Linked DNA regions of Homo sapiens: region 1 is linked to region 2. Evidence: chromatin loops called from intact Hi-C (ENCODE). Cell type or tissue: MCF 10A. All regions are shown on one strand. Each heading gives the region's core, and the rest is flanking DNA. Links, peaks and the distances in the headings are about the cores only.

What was found. A loop is a pair of places that touch in the nucleus more often than their neighbours do. Peaks named below come from ENCODE experiments on the same cell type or tissue, not always from the same donor. Only the 100,000 strongest peaks of a DNase experiment are listed, where the experiment ranks them.
Region 1: it touches region 2 in a loop (1.8-fold over the local background); 8 of 110 quality-filtered maps call a loop at or near these places.

Annotation. Positions count from the first base shown.
Region 1 is chr2:150,525,690-150,534,330 of GRCh38, reverse strand. No RefSeq gene overlaps it. Among named protein-coding and RNA genes, the nearest start is that of LINC01920, 42 kb to the left of the region's middle. RefSeq lists enhancers at 5,111-5,170, 5,181-5,260. In MCF 10A, for the core only: no CTCF peak of the experiment used is centred there; DNase peaks (open chromatin) are centred at 4,700 and 7,290.
Region 2 is chr2:150,582,561-150,591,201 of GRCh38, reverse strand. No RefSeq gene overlaps it. Among named protein-coding and RNA genes, the nearest start is that of LINC01920, 15 kb to the right of the region's middle. RefSeq lists an enhancer at 4,113-4,407. In MCF 10A, for the core only: no CTCF peak of the experiment used is centred there; a DNase peak (open chromatin) is centred at 4,211.

The DNA of each region.
Region 1 (8,641 bases), core at 425-8,424, 57 kb after region 2:
AAGCCACATCCCATAAGGCATTACATTTAAAACTGTAGGTTGTGATCATTTCTAGGTCATGAAGTCAGTTTTGTGGACCATGGCAAGAATCAAAGGAAAACAGAAAAAAAGAAAAAAAAATCTCAGGGTATGTTACTATAAAAAGGTTAGGAATGGGCCAGGCACGGTGGCTCACACCCGTAGTCCCAGCACTTTGGGAGGCCAAGGCGGGCGGATCACGAGGTCAGGAGTTTGAGACCAGCCTGACCAACATGGTGAAACCCCGTCTCTACTAAAAATAAAAAAATCAGCCGAGGGTGGTGGCGGATGCCTGTAATCCCAGCTACTCAAGAGGCTGAGGCAGGAGAATTGCTTGAACCCAGGAGGTGGAGGTTGCAGCGAGCCGAGATCGTGCCACTGCACTCCAGCCTGGGGACAGAGTGAGATGCCATCTCCCACCCACCCCACCAAAAAAAAAAAAAGGTAAGGAATGTTTTCTGAAACTATTATTCTGGTGTTTACAATATGTGGTCAGTATTTGTGTTTGTATTTGTGCTAGGCCAAAATTTCCACAGGGCATGTTCAAAAAATGTTGTGAGCCATTGATAGAGAAAGGGGTGGAGAAGTGACAGGAGATGTGACAGGCCTGTCTAGAATCTCACAGCTGGGAAGCTGGTAGTCCTTCTAACTTTGCCCTCTTTACAAGACTGGGAGACCATGCTGTTCCAAGGCCAGGAGTTTATTCCTCTGCAGACATTCCTGGGGCTGATGACTAGGGAGAACTGGGCGAAAATCACCCTAGGATGCAATGGACAGTGGTGCCAGAAGCTCAAGCCCAGGAATTCCCTGGCCATACATGGATCCCTATGTCCTAGAGCATTTGGGATGGGAAGCCTGACTGCCAGGTGCTCATGGTGATCCCATTGATATGGTGGTGATGAAGCTCTGGCATCTATCTACCATGGTCTTCTGCTAGTCTCCAGGGACTTGGACACCATTGCCCCCTCTACTGGAATGGAAGCTGGGATGAATAAAAATCCAGGTCTGTGGGTGGGATGCAAAGTTTTGCTTTCCTCCCACCTGTACCTTTAAGACTGTGGTGCTAGCCTCTTTATGCAGCCAATGCAAGAATCAGGCCTCTCTATTTTTGAGTGAGAAAAGAATGAAACAAATGTTTTGTAAATTCCAAAACCTTGTTATTTAAGATCAGATATCTTACAGTGTTCTGAAGAAAGAATGTATAATCAAGATGTGAGCAATAGAAAGTGATTAATTCCTGGCATTATTACAAAAATGTTAAGTTATGATTCAAGAAGATCTGACTGTACTTACTAAAGAAAAATACTCACCCAAGTGAAGACTGAACAGAGAGCTTTCCACTAGAATGTGGAAAAGAGTTCATCTGTTCTTCGTGGTCATGGAGGTGCTCTGCACCTCATGGACTCCAGGGAAGCCTGGATCTCAGAGGAGCCACATGCAGAGAAAGAGGTAGTTTGCTCACAAGCATCACGGAGACAGTGATGTCAGAGATTGCAATTTCTATTCTGCCCCAGGCTCAGGTTCAATTTTAAGACCACTGGAGTCATCTCTGGGCACAATGCTATAGCATCAAATACTTGGAGGCTATGGGGAACGTAAGGCAGGGGCCTCATGCTTTGGGCCACCTTCTGATTACCTGGTCCTCCAGGTAATCAAGCTTGAGGACCACCTATCATGTGCCACTGCCCTCTTTTGAGTCTTATTTTTGAATCATCTCCTCCAGTCATCCATCCATCCCTGAGGCTGCTCAGTGTCCTCCTCCTGCCTTGAAGGAGATGGAGGAAAGAAGGATGATGCACTTTGGTTCCATGGAGGCTTACAAGAGCACCGTGGAACTATTCTGCTTTGAGGAACTCTGCATGTAAATTTGTGTGCATGTAACGTATACACAGACTCACTGCTCTTTCAGAGAGCTTGGAATCACTCCTACACGGGCTACAGGTGAAAAGGAGCAGAGCAGGGAGGAGAGAAACCTCACAAACAATGCCACTGTCTCTACGTGAGAGGGAGAAGGTGCCCTCATCTCCTCCTTATCCCCTTCCAATGGCTAAGATGTGCATGCCTACCTCTCAGGAAGACTATCATAACATGTTAATGAGGTATACAATTGAGTAACACTGCACATGTAAGTGAAATTATGCAACTACATCAGAAAATTGGTATGAGAATGCATTATTGAGATGCAAGTGCCCTATTTCTAAAAATATGTCGCTCGCTGTTTTACACACACACGTGTGCACACATGCTCCATTTCTACCACCCCCCACCAACCCCAGCCACTAGTAAGGGGTTTTCCAAGTCACATGTTGGAAATCCTACATTATTCAGGGTAACAAGGAAAGTGACAAAGGAGTTAGGTTTTAGCTGGAGATCCACAGTTGATTGTACCTCACTGGTTATTGGTCAAGAAGGCTTATTCTTATTTGTAAGAGTGTATAACCGGCTGCCTTTTGAACCAGTCCACACATTTAACACAGAATTGAAGTTTTAGCAAGGACGAGTCACTCCAGGATGTGGCTGTGTGTTTCCAGAATAGTCCTAGACATATTTGAGTGAGAAAGAAATTCAATGTGTTGCAGACTCCATATATTAAATTTTTCTGTTGCCCACCTTTTTGTGTATTTTTCAGATATGTTTTATACTCTAAATCAGGAGCATTTTGCCAGGAATTTCCCTCAGAACCTCTTAAAAAGTCTGTACATTTGGAGATAAATGAAATCCATATGTTCCTGATTTATTCTCACTTTCTTCATCAAAACGTTACTTTCTACAAGGCACTTGATCATCAATAAGCTATATGAGATTTTTAAAGGCCTTTTTTTCCCTAGAAAAGGGAAAACACATTTGATCAATAACATAGTTATAAAGTCAAAGTTACACAAGAATTTATAAAGATATATTGTTTTACTATTTAACTTTAATAACTTAGGCTATAGATATTTGGAAACTCACCAATCATTGTCAGAAAAATGCACATTTTTGTTTTTTTCTTCACAGGATAAACACACTTTTTTATTTATCTTTACAGTGACTTTCTAAAAAATTTGGTTCAAGATCTAGAAATGTACTTATCTTACATTTCAATACATCTAAATATAAATACCTTTTACAGAAAAATCCTAAATCTGTAAACATGAACATATAGTCATAATACATAGTTCTATGCACATAATATAATAGAAGACAATACTTCTCTCTCTAGACACAGAGCTCACTGAAGACGACAGGGATGTCTTCCTCATCTTGGTATCTGCACAAAGTAGGTCCTTGATAAATATTTGTTGACCAAATGAAAACATTAAAAATAACACTAAGGAACACTTTTATAGAAAAAAGTCTGCTGTTTCAGACCTCAAAGGGATGCCAGTTGAACAAGAAAGACTGTGTCAACAAGACAATACACTAACTCATACTACAGTCTTATTTTAAAATTGATTAAGGCCAAGTGCGGTGGCTCATGCCTGTAATCCCAGCACTTTGGGAGGCCAAGGCAGGCAGATCACAAGGTCAGAAGATCAAGACCATCTTGGCTAATACAGTGAAACCCCATCTCTACTAAAAATACAAAAACAAAATTAGCCGGGTGTGGTGGCGGGCACCTGTAGTCCCAGCTACTCGGGAGGCTGAGGCGGGAGAATGGGGTGAACCTGGGAGGTAGAGTTTGCAGTGAGCCGAGATCGCACCACTGTACTCCAGCCTGGGAGACAGAGCGAGACTCCATCAAAAGAAAACAAAAACAAACAAACAAAAAAATGATTAAAAGTGCATGGCTGAGGGCAGGAGGGAGTGGGGGATGTTCTCAATCATACAGCTGTTTAGCTTTTCCCAGCATAGCTCCTTTTTGAGAAGAGGAGTTGGGAGTTGGAGTTGGTTACAGGGCTGGAGATTAATTTACATTCAAACTTTTAATGTTAACATGATCATTATACTTCAGAAATAATATTTTTGTCTATGTAGCATTTTATACATATATACACACATACATACACATATAAAATATAAATATATACAACAAATATGTATTTGTTTTGTGTATTTGCTCAGCTATATCTAATTCTACATGTAAATTCGTGTGCATGTAACATATACACTATATATGTAATATGAATTTATATATTATTTATAAAGGAGAATAAGGTAAGACAATACCATTGCAGTTCATATATTCCTTTTACATCACATATTATTTACCTAAAGAACATTATTTTCTTTTGGACCCTTCAAGGAGGCTGGCAATGATTTCTGATGTCTGAAGCTTGTTCACACTCATAATTTTATAGGAATTACCAAAGAGTAAAACATGAAACTCCCTAGAGACACTCAAGAAACTTAAAGCCTTCCTAATTGATATAATCAAGTTTCTAGAATCACAAAAGAATAAAGAAAACTTGTTTGAGGCTACATTCCCCATCAAAGATTTTCACTGGATTATTTTTTAAGCTGCAAAGACGATGAAATGGAGACCAAAAAGATCTGAACAGCAACATTTTCCCACATACCAGCATTGCTGACTTCTAAACATAAAGCCATTCATCAGAGTTTCAGGCTCACAGAATTCCCTGTTTCCACAGAACCCACATTCACCTTTATGCAAAAATGCTGATTCAGAACAGACATTGTGAGGAATATTTAGATGTGTGGCAACTCTTTCAGTTCTAAACACTGGATGTGGAGTATAAACGTGGAGAAAGGAACTTGTGAAAGCAGGAACTGGTATAATTCGCTCTGGGGCAAGACTTCAAAATGCAAATAACAGAGGAATAATAATGCTATTAGTCATTCAAACCTTAGTGGATATTAGTTTAGTCAAGGCTGCTGTCATTCTCATTAAAATCAGCTGCTGCTTTTAGCCTTTCTCATCACCCACCCCTGCGGAGATTTTATGGTGAAAGTATAGAACAGAAAAAAGGCATTGTGGAGGTAGGGAGTGGGAGTGGGGAGCAAGTAAGCACAGCATGATTTGAGAGACAATTGCCAGTAATAAAAAATAAATAAAATGTGAAAGAATATCCCAAATGAACTTGATCTATTTTGGAATTTTGACAAAGCCACATCAGGTACCAGAAAACTGTCTTCTTTCTCTTGTCTTCTTCCCTCCCACACTATACCATGACCACCTGCTCCTAGAAGACAGTTCCCTACCCCACACTCACAGGACGAAGTCCAACACAGCACTGTGGTGACTTCATCTCCATAGATGGTTTATGGGTTTCTGTTTCACATAACCCCAGAAGTGATTTCTGTAATAGAATCGGTAGAAGTTAGAGACTTCCTGTTATAAGCTCACAGTGGTTTCCAAGTGATTACAGAAACAGGGTTTTTTATCAAACCAGATAGGGGAGAGGAAGCTCTTCATTTGTCAGTTACTGGGCATATGTAATACACTGTGCACTGATCAAAGCACAGGGCAACAAACTGATGCATCAATGGTTGTCTCTTCTAGGAAATCACAGTCTTGTAGGTACTGCAGATGTTCTTACAGTTTGATGTGAGTGGTGCAAACAAGCAAGGCCAATTTAAAATTTGTTTGGGTGGTAGAAACTTTTTCCAGTATTCCATATTCACAGGCAAAGTGGATTGATAAAATCCAGTGGTGTTTGCAATGACTGACTAGTGACAATGGAAGATTATCTAGATGAATCAATAGCAATGAATGTCTGCATTCACATCCTGATTACATGTGAGGTCCTAGGATCTGGGTCCCAAAGTCGAGTAGCTCCAGCTCATGCATGTAAATGTGCTGAATGGGTAAGAGTGGGCAAAAGAGACAAGCCAAAACGTTTCTCAGGCTAAAGGAGATTGGACATGAGAACGAAATAAGACACATCTAAGTGCAAAAGACTAAAGCCAGTTATTAGCTCTCTCTTTAGCTCTCTCTCTCTCTCTATATATATATAATATAAAACATATTTATATATGGTATATATGTATGTGTATATATAATGTATGTATGTATGATATATATGTATATATTTATATATGTACGCATATATAAAATATTATATAATACATATATATAAACTACTCTCTCCTAGTTTGCTTAATTCAACACGCTCATGTTCTCTCTACGTGTGTGTGTGTGTGTGTGTGTGTGTGTGTGTATGTGTATTAGGAGATTTCCTATGCCTGATTATCATAGCACAAGGTGATGATGTGCTATGCCCCTGGGCATGGGGAAAGTGGGGTTAAAGGTACCCTCTGAGTTTAGACATTTAACATGCTGTCTTAGATGAACACGTATTAGCATTTTAGCAAAAAAGAAGCTGGTGAAGGAATGATAAAAATAGAAGAGCCAGTGAAGGAAAAGCTAATATAACCTATTAATGTATAAAATATTTTTAAAGTTATTTTTGTTTTTTGTTTGTTTTTGGTGGAGACAGAATCTCGCTATGTTGCCCAGACTGGTCCAGAACTCCTGGCCTCAAGTATTCCTCCCACCTTGGCCTTCCAAAGTTCTGGGATTACAGGTGTGAGCCACTGTGCTTGTGGAATTGTCAGGGAATGATTTATAGTGAAGTTGTGTCAATAAATGTAATCTGAAGAGTGATGTGCAAGTTCTTATGCAAAGAATGACAGCCAGCAAACAAAATACAAAATGATTTTTGATAAAATGTTCAGATAAGAAAATTAAAAAATTAGTTTGACTGCATGATCTAGCCATAGTTTTCTCAGACCCTTATCTTCCTATTTAATAGGCAAAAACTATTACAGAGACCTAATTTAATAATCTCTAGAACAGCTTTAATATATTTTTACATTTAATCTTGTTTTTGAAGAAAAGGTATAGTACAAAGCAATAGTTTCCACAAAAGAAAAGAAGAACACTTCAAATCACTTGAATTAAAAAAAGAAATAAGTATATATATATATATATCTTCTGTAGGAGATGCAAACTGAAGATAATGAATTAAAATTAACTGAAAGAAATATAATATTCCATCACATACAATACGTAGATATTGTTCTGGTGTTAAAATAATTTATTGAAATATTTTTCCTTTCTCTGAGTTAAAAATAAAAATTAAGTTGTTCAAAATGTCATTTTTTATAGTGCAGAATATCAATAATATGTCCAAAAGATACCTGTGATGAAAATATTATATAGGATTTGCTAAATGCATGCAACTTATTTCAAAATGATTTCAGAAGAATTCCACTGTCACAGTTCTGTTTCCCAGCAGCAGTGGCACCACCAGTAACCAGGCAGATACTGGCTTTTCTGGTTCAGAAGAGCAAAGAATGTTGACAGAAAGCACCACCCAGTGATTCATGTGTCACAAGAAGGTTTAAATCATTCTTCAGTAGAAGAATTTCCAAGGTTATTCCTTCCCACAAGCTTTGTATATAAGTCACTCTGCTATTCCCATGGTTACCAAAAGGGGAGAAAAAAACAGTATACTTCAAATTTCAACTGCTTTGCTGTTCAATCCCAAGCATAAAGTGACCTTCATCTGAACACTGTCTCCTAGAAAGTTTATTTTTTTCAATTGATTTGGATATGACCTGTCCCTTTGAAAACAATGTACAAGTATCCCAAACAGACAACAATAACATTTATCTTCTATACACATAATAAAAGCTAGAGTTTTGCATCCAGCTACACTGCTTAACTTTAAATAATCTGAGAGGATTGGACAGCAAGGAAATTACCCAGAAAACTATCATCTGGCAAAATTTTATAAACGAAGCAAAATGGAAAGATAGAAAAAATGATTCTTTGAGTTGGGTTGTTGGGCCCAGTAAGCCATGTGAAGGATTCCCATTAGCTCCAGTTAAAGGGACTATTTTAAGCTTTGTAGTTAAAAGGAGTTATTAAGATACAAAAGGACAAACCATCCAGGTTACATGGCTCATGAGTCCTACTAACTCCTTTTTCCTCAAGGAAATATAAGAAAGCAAACAAGCAAAACAAAACAAAAAGATTTGTAAACCAAAAATAAAATTCTAAGGCCCCCTCAACCATCTGAATAGACTTTCTCCTTGGCAGGGCCTCTTTTAAAATTTAACCTGAGAGACCGTTTCAGGCCATGAAGGGAAATGGGAGTTGGACATGTCTCATTACACCTCTCCAGCATTGACATCAACACAGACCTTAAGTCTCATAAGAAGCATTTTACAGTCTCTCCTCTCTGAAGCCTGCTACCTGGAGGCTGTATCTGCATGATTCAACTTTGGTCTCCACAACCTCTTATCTTAACCTAGACATTCCTTTCTATTGATCCCAGGTCTTTAGGTGAACTCAACCAATTGTCAACCAGGAAATTTTTAAGTCTACCTGTAAGCTGGAAACCCCCACTCCACCCCCAACTTACACCCAGCTTCAAGTTGTCCCACCTTTCTGAACGGAACCTATTTATTTATTTATTTGTTTTAAAAAAGGAGTCTTGTTCTGTCGCCCAGGCTGGAGTGCAGTGGTGTGATCTTGGCTCACTGCAACCTGTGCCTCCCAGGTTCAAGCACTTCTCCTGCCTCAGCCTCCTGAGTAGCTGGGACTACAAGCACGTGCCACCACGTCTAGCTAACTTTTTAAAATTTGTTTACTAGAGACAGGGTTTCACCATGTTGGTCAGGCTGGTCTTGAACTCCTGACCTCAAGTGATCCACCTACCTCGGCCTCCCAAAC
Region 2 (8,641 bases), core at 269-8,268:
TGAAGAATGGGGTAGCTGAGCCCAGAATCTGCCCTGTGAGTTTGAGCTCACTTGTGGATTTTGCACTTTTCATTTTGTTGTCAGGTTTATACTGACCTCCAATTAGTATAATGGAAATATAAATGTCCTGAGAGGCCAGGCTTTCCTTGAAGACCAAGTTTTATTCAACAAAGATGAACATTTGAACTGCAGCAAAACAGACCGTTCGTTCCAGCAATTAATACTGCCCAACACCATTCAAACGTGATGATGTGCAGATGTGAACAGAGTATTCCCTTGTAATTTCTACACCTGTTGTTACTTCCCAAAACTGGCCTATATTTGCTGAGAGAAAGCCACAGGATCAATATTTAATCTTCAAAAAAAAAAAAAAAAAACCCAAAAACCGTAATATAGTATCCTACAGTTTACATCCATTGGGCATGACTTCCAACAGAGAACACCAAACAACGCTGGCCTTAATTGCATCAGAATACATACAAACATCATACATACATCAATATACCTGTAATTTTCAATCATTTCATGTTTTACTTCTTGAAATCCTGATCTATTTGGTTTCTTATCTCCTAGGGTTTAACCTCTAAAACTAGTTGACAAAAATTATAATGAACAGAAATAATTTTTAACAGGTAGATAAAAATAGGTCTTAATTCAAATCAGAGAGTTTTGGAAAAGTCAATAAATTTTTAACATGCTCTCAGTATATCCAAATATTTTGAAAAGTGAGTTCTTTGGAAGTTGCCATAGCAGCAGGTATTTGAGACTAGAAATATCTTTGAGTTTATATGTTATGTTGGTGTCAAAATTGTCTTATTATAGAAAGTGTCACAGATTTTCCATTCAGCATTACTTGGTAACAGTCACGGCAGGTAAGAAAAATCTGAGGAAAGTACCAAGGAAGGCAACTGCTAATACTTCCTTGTTTAACTTAGCCTTTCTAGGCAATTTAAGAAAGAATGAAATACATTACCCAGTGCATATTTCATTCATTCAGTGTAACTCTATTTTTTTAATAACGATATTCAGCACATATCAATAACTAGGTGTATTTATCTGCCAAAGACACACATTATGCTTCACATAATACTTTCAATTTTACTAGGCTAGTTTTGTAAACAGAAGATGATTACTTATTCAACAAAGATCAGACAAAGTAAAATAGCAGAAATGTTAGATGTTACCTCTGTGGTGACATCCAGGGATTCCCCTTCAGGGTGGATTAACTTTACATAGGAATCTAAAATAATTATGACTACACATGCTGAAGAATGAAATGTTCCCATCAGGCAATGATTACGACCAGCATCAAGATAGAATTTCAGCAGGCAATCAGAAATCACCAATTATGCAGAGTATATGCAAGAGATAATGTTGTTGGTGCATAAAAAAGCAGGAATGAATAACTGGATAAGATTTTTAAAGGGAGCAGATGGACTCATTTTGGCTCCTGACAGTTGACTTGTGCGTACTGTATGCACCTGACCCATGGTAACAGCCAACTACCCACACTCATTTGCAAAATGCTCTTCAACCACAATGATAGAAAACAAAGCAGAACAATTCTTGTTCAAACAGAATCTATTTCTTCTATACTTTATCTACCCAAGCCCTTTACTTTTCCCAAAAGCACGAATTTCTAATTTACATTTCAATGATGCATGTAACAATTACTTTATGTGTTTGCCAGCATGTTTTTTGAGATGCTTGTTATCCCACCACAACAGGAGCCACCATTATCTAAGATTTTTCTTGCTGGTTATTCTCTCTCTCTCTTTTATTTTTTTTGAGACGGATTCTCACTCTGCCACCCAAGCTGGAGTGCAGTGGTGCGATCTCAGCACACTGCAACCTCTGCCGCCTGGGTTCAAGCGATTCTCCTCCCTCAGCCTCTGGAGTTCCAGAGTAGCTGGGATTACAGGTGCCTGCCACCATGCCCAGCTAATTTTTTTTATTTTTATTTTTTTTTAGTGGAGATGGGGTTTCACCATCTTGGCCAGGCTAGTCTTGAACTCCTAACCTCGTGATCCACCCACCTCAGCCTCCCAAAATGCTGGGATTACAAGCGTGAGCCACTGCTCCCAACCTGGTTATTCTTAGTGAACCTTTACAGCTTTCTGCTATCAAGGATGGATTGAAGTTTGCAGATTTGGGGCAAGTTTCCATAACACAGAAACAAGAAGGGACATTAGTTTTTATGTAGTTCACGTTTCCACCTTTGAGATGTGAGATAAAGTACATAGAATCAAATACCTTGTCAACAACTAATTCGTGGCAAGGTCAAAACCAGAATGCAGGTGTCCCTAAAACATAGAAGCATAAACCACAATAATTTATTTCTCATAATGTTGTGAGGTGATTGGCTGACTTTTCTGCTGGTTTCACCTGGGCTTACCTGTATGGTTGCATTTAGCTAGAATGTTATCCTGGCCAGAAGGAACAAGATGGCTTCACTCGTCTTGCTGGCTGGGGCACATAGGCTCTCTTTGCAATGGGCTCTTGTCCTCAGGGGGGCTGGGCCAGCTCCCTTTACATGGCAGTCTCAGTCGGTGTTGCAAGAGAGCAAAAGCAAAAGTTGTAAGAACCCTTAAAACCTGGCCAGAACTGGCACTGCCACTCTTGTCCCATTCTGTTGGTGAAAGCTGGCCATATAGACAGATCAGATAAGAGAAGGAGAAATGGATTTCACTTCTTGATGGGAAGAATAGCAAAGAAACATTGCAAAGGAGCATGGTAGAAATCTCCCTAGGTTGTTTGTAAATGCTTTTCTATGTTCGGTCAACAATCTCAACGAGGAAGGACTACATTTCTGTGTCAGCCCAGCCTCTTCATCATTTGCGTCATTGTTGCTGTTGCAGCAAATGGGTTCATCCTAGTTTTTCTGCAAACACTTGGCCAACAGCCAATTTGTAGGGAAATTTATCTGATTTTGGTTGTTTGGCTTTATATAACAGTGAAAACTTTTAAACCATCTAGTAAAAAATAACTAGGTTCTCTTTTAAAATTAACTTGATTTGTAACCTAATACATTTTACAAAGTAATAAAACCTTGAGAAAGCCTTTTCCTGCTCTTAAGTCGAATCCTTAAAGTTTGATTAGTTTCCAACTGAAAGCTGTCGGGTTGAGCAAAATGCCTGTGCTTACAGTTTATGAGAGATGCCATTTGGTAACCTGAAGGTGGCAGATGCAAAGGCCAAAAGTGGAGAATGGTAGTGCGGCCAGGGTCGGGGGCCCCCAGCTGCTTTTTTGATGGGCTTTTTGTCAAAGTCTCTCCTCTAAGGAACGTGACTCCATGCAAGTGGCTGTAGGTCTCAGAATAAATATTTCATTAGTCGTGATGGTTTTGAAAACTTAAAGCTGTGAAGGACACATTGGAATCTCTCTGATTTATGATAAAGCTGAAGGAAATTTGATCATTCCAGTCCTGCCATATGTAGCTGTGAGAAATGTGCAAATGAATTGAACTAGCAAACCCCACAGATTTTGTTTCTTGATTACAAAAAAAAGTCTTAAGTCAGATCAGCTAACAGGCAATTTGAAACAGGGACTTAGCAAGGCAGCTGTTTTAGATGAAATTCCTTTCAGATGCTTCTTTCTCCCTTCCCCCGTCCATATTTTTCTTGCAAGGACTTAGAGCAGCTTATCTTCCAAAATTATTTTGGTGCTGCCTATCAGTGATTAAAAAAAAAAATAAAAGCCTGGCATAGTTCTGTAGGTGCATATGTTACTCCTCTATCAGTTTGCTCTTTGAGAGTGGGTGTTTTACCCATCCTAGTATGCCCACCAATCTTATTCTCTGCACATAATAATTCTTTATATGGTACATATAAGGCATTTAGCACAGAAGCTCAATAAAATGTACAAATCTTTTGAGTATATTATTAAATTTAATTATCATAAATATCTAGAGAGAAAGAGAAGTTAAATGACTTGCCAAACTTTATACAGGAGTTAGATGGCTAAACCAATTTGAACCCAGGGCTCCTGAGTTGTATCTAGGTTCTTTTTCTGTTACAACATGTTTGACATTTCATAATAGGTGCTCAGTAAATATTTATGGAATGAATGAATCCTCATTGTGATTGTCTTTGTTACCAGGCAATGCAGCTTAGTCAACAGAGCATATTTTAGAATCTAAAATTTAGATCAGCACGTCTGTTCTAAAACACAGTGATTCTTTGACTCTTGTCTTCGGTGACCCATGAACAGACCAGACTGGCCAAAAAGGAAGGAAGTGATTCATCGGGTCATTTGGACAAGGACTTCATTTCCCAATATGACAAGTCTTTCAACCCTTGCCCACAGTGATAGGAGCTTGGAGGTAATCAGGCTCAATGAACTGAATTTTCTTTTCTCTGTGGCATAGGTTCACATTCCTTTATCCAAAACTCTTAGATGAAAATTCAAAATATTTTAGATGTTAGAAAGGAAATACAGTGTATATTCTAAATATTCTGCATATACAGGCCTGAGGGTGCACCACACAATAAATATATTAAAATTTATACAGTGAAATAAATATTCTTAGTAGAATAAAGTCTATAAATAGCCTCACATCAGATTAAGGCAGATTTTGCCACTCAAAGAGCTTTGGAGCCAAAATTGCAAAAACATTTACAGTTTCAGAATTTTCAATTTTGGAATTGTGTATAAGAGATTGTAGACTTGAATTCTGGTGATAAGACGAGTCTCATAGAAATATGGGAAAAACTTTCTCTTGAGTGACATTTAAACATTTGGAAAGCAAACAAATGGACACACCGCTTCTCTTCTCTTCTCTGTCTGTGCCAATAAAAGAAAAAAGGCAAGAATTCTTTTCTAGACGGAAGATGTACCTGTATAATGTGCATTTCTCCACTGTCTCAATTTAAATATCCTTCCTTTATAGAGAAAAGCAGTCATGTTGCACCTTTTTAATGCCCATTTGAGTAAGTCCTGTAAGTCACGAGTTCCAGAGAAATCTACATTTCATTTTTATTGCATGTGAACCAAATATCTTACCTGACACGTGTCAAATGTATAAACACAATCTTCAGTTAAGTTTTTCTTTGTCTCTGTGCTTGTTCAGTAACCAAGGGCCTAATAAATGTTACTGGTTTTTTGGCCCAGTGCTGTCAGATTCCCTTAAGTCAGGCCCAATGCAGAAAAAGATCAATGTAGAATCAGTACAAATGCTGTAGGTTGGAGCATCCATCAGTTCAACCAGGAAGAAGGGAGTGGGGTGGGATGTTGTAAAATCATTACTCTTCACAAATTCTACCTCTTGAAATCAGAATCCAAATTTCCTCCATGTCATTTTCAAAGTTCAAAGAGAGTTATTTTCTTAAATTGCACTTCATTCTTTTTAGGAACATCTGTCCCGCTTGTTTCATCTTGTGTGTAAATGAGCTACAATAGCAAAAATTTCTGTCATCTTTGTCACTGATCTGGAATGAAAGTTACCAGAGAGTCTCTTGAGAAATGTGGTGGAGGTAATTGTGAACCCTACAAAAATGTGAGTCCTACATTGCATTTGTTAACCAAAAATCCTGGAAAATGGATATTTTCCTAATATCATCTCTAATAACCAAAATGTCTCTGCATAAATCACATATATAAGGAAGGTGCTTACACTTTCTAGAGTAATAACATTAATAAGAAATCAACTTCAGATAAAGAATAAAATAGCTATTTATGTGGCAAGGTATCTGAGATCTCAGATTATGAAAGTTAGCAAAATAAGATTAAGTCATCCAGGAAAAAGAAGAAAGAATCTACCAGTATGTTGGTCTCTTCTCACGCTGCTATAAATAACTGCCCAAGACTGGGTGATTTATAAAGAAAAAAGTTGTCTAATTGTCTCAGTTCCACATGGCTGGGGAGGTCTCAAGAAACTTATAATCATAGCAGAAGACACCTCTTCACAGGGTGGCAGGAGAGAGAATGAGTGCCCAGCAAACGGGAAAGCCCCTTACAAAACCATCAGATCTCGTGAGAACTCACTCACTATCACGAGAGCAGTATGGGGGAACCACCCCCATGGTTCAATTATCTCCACCTGGTCCAGCCCTTGACACCTGGGGATTATTACAATTCAAGGTGAGATTTGGATGGGGACACAGACCCAAACCATATCAACCAGTTATCTATTACATTTCTAGTTTGAGCTCCCTAATTCTTCTTTCAACTTTTATCCTTCTCTATAATGAGCAGCTAAAGTGACTGTTTACTATGAGAAGTTAGAGCATATTAATCCTCTACATAAAACTGTTTAGTACCTTCCCATTTCACTTTGGAAATATCCAAAATTTTTAGCAAACCCACAAGGCTCTATGAACTGGCCTGGGACTAGCTCTGAAGGTAGGCATGACCTACACCCCTGTTGACCATGCTGTCAACATACTGATCTTCCTCCAGCATTTTCAAAGTGCCACTTTCTTTCTTGCAGAGCTTTTACATGTGCTGTCTAAAATGCCCTATTCCAACTTGCTGGCCTTCAGGTTTCAAATTAAATATCATATCTTCAAGGAGTTTTCCCCTGGTGACGTAGATTTGATTTCAGATACTTACTCGTAAAATCTGGGCCTCATAAAATCTGTGCCTGTCTTTGAAAGAATCCCCAAATACTTTTCATTATGTGATTATTGGTATAATTTTGAATTCATTGCCTATTTTCCTACAAGCTTCTGATTTCTTTCAGGCCTGAAATTGCACCTGTTTACTCTTTACTCCATTCCCAGTGCCTGGAAAACCTCCTTGAACATGCAAAGCATCCATGAATACTTAAATGAGATGTGACTTTTATCATATATATCTTTTCTTATTGAAGAGTCCCTCACTTGTGAAGGGAGTCACTTGCCTTGTGCCTCCTGAACAGTTTCTCATAGAGGCGGAATGAACATAGTCATATTTCCCTAGGCAGTTGATGTGAGAACTGAAGGCAGCGGTTCATGATTCATGGGGAAAGGCCCAGGTGAGGATTGAGGCCACCCAATTCTCCAGGCTCTCCCCACCCACTTCAGCGTTTGTCAATTCACACTTCTCATTTGTCAAATGTGAAAATAATGCCTCCCCAACTCCTCACAAAATTATATCAGAAGTAGGCTGGGTGCAGTGGCTCACGCCTGTAATCCCAGCACTTTGGGAGGCCAAGGCAGGCAGATCATGAGGTCAGGAGATCGACACCATCCTGGCTAACACGGTGAAACCCCCGTCTCTACTGAAAATACAAAAAAAAAAAAAAAAATTAGTCGGGCATGGCTGCATGTGCCTGTAGTCCCAGCTACTTGGGAGGCTGAGGCAGAAGAATGGCATGAACCCAGGGGTGGAGCTTGCAGTGAGCTGAGATTGCACCACTGCACTCCAGCCTGGGCGACAGAGCAAGACTCCGTCTCAAAAAAAAAAAAAAAAAAAAATTAGAAGCAAGGAGATGAAGATGAAGGTTGTGTGAAACATGCTATATAATTTAACTATAGTAAATTCCTTTTTTTAACTTTTATTTTAGGTTTGAGGGTGCATATAAAGGTGTGTTACATAGGTCAACATATGTCCTGGGGGTTTTTTATACAGATTATTTCATCACTCAGGTGTTAAGCCTAGTACCCAATAGTATCTTTTCTGCTGCTCCCCCTCCTCCACCCTCCCCTCTCAAGTAGATCTGAGTGTCTGTTGTTTCCTTTTTTGTGTCCATGAGTTCTTATCATTTAGCTCCCACTTATAAGTGAGAACATGCAGTTTTGGTTTTGTGTTCTTGTGTTAGTTTGCTAAGGATAATAGCCTCCAGCTCCATTCATGTTCCAGCAAAAGATATGATCTCGTTCTCTTTTATGGGTGCATAATATTCCATGGTGTATATGTGCCACATTTTTTAATCCAATCTGTCATTGATGGGCATTTAGGTGGATTCCATATCTTTGCTATCATGAATAGTGCTGCAGTGAACATTCACATGCATGTGTCTTTATGGTAGAACAATTTATATTCCTCTGGGCACATATCAAGTAATGGGATTGCTAGGTTGAATGGCAGTTCTGCTTCTATCTCTTTGAGGAATCACCATACTGTTTTCCACAATGGTTGAACCAATTTACACTCCCACCAACTGTGTATAAGTGTTCCATTTTCTCCACTACCTTTCCAGCATCTGTTATTTTTTGACTTCTTAATAAGAGCTATTCCGACTGGTGAGAGATGGTATCTCATTGTGGTTTTGATTTGCATTTCTCTAATGATCAGTGATATTGAGCTTTATTCCTATGCTTGTTGGCCACATGTATGTCTTCTTTTGAGAAATGTCTGTTCATGCCCTTTGCCCACTTTCTAATGGGGTTGTTTTTCTCATGCTCCCACATACTTCTGTAATCTAAACCAAGCTGTACCAAAGGGAAAGAGATGTAGTTTTCCAAATACACCTCCAAATGATAAGAGTATTATAATAAATAAATAACAGAGATTCCTTGAATTATATGTTAGCTTTCTGGAAAACAGAAGACAACATTGATCTGAAATGCCTGGATCTGAAGAGTAGAAGTTCTTATTAGACGAGGAAAACAGTTACACCTGAGTAGTTACGTAGGCAAAGTAGTCTGTACCAAATATATTACCATGTACCTCATTAAGTAACTGCTAGCAAGATAGTGCTAACCCACAAAAGCAGATGAAA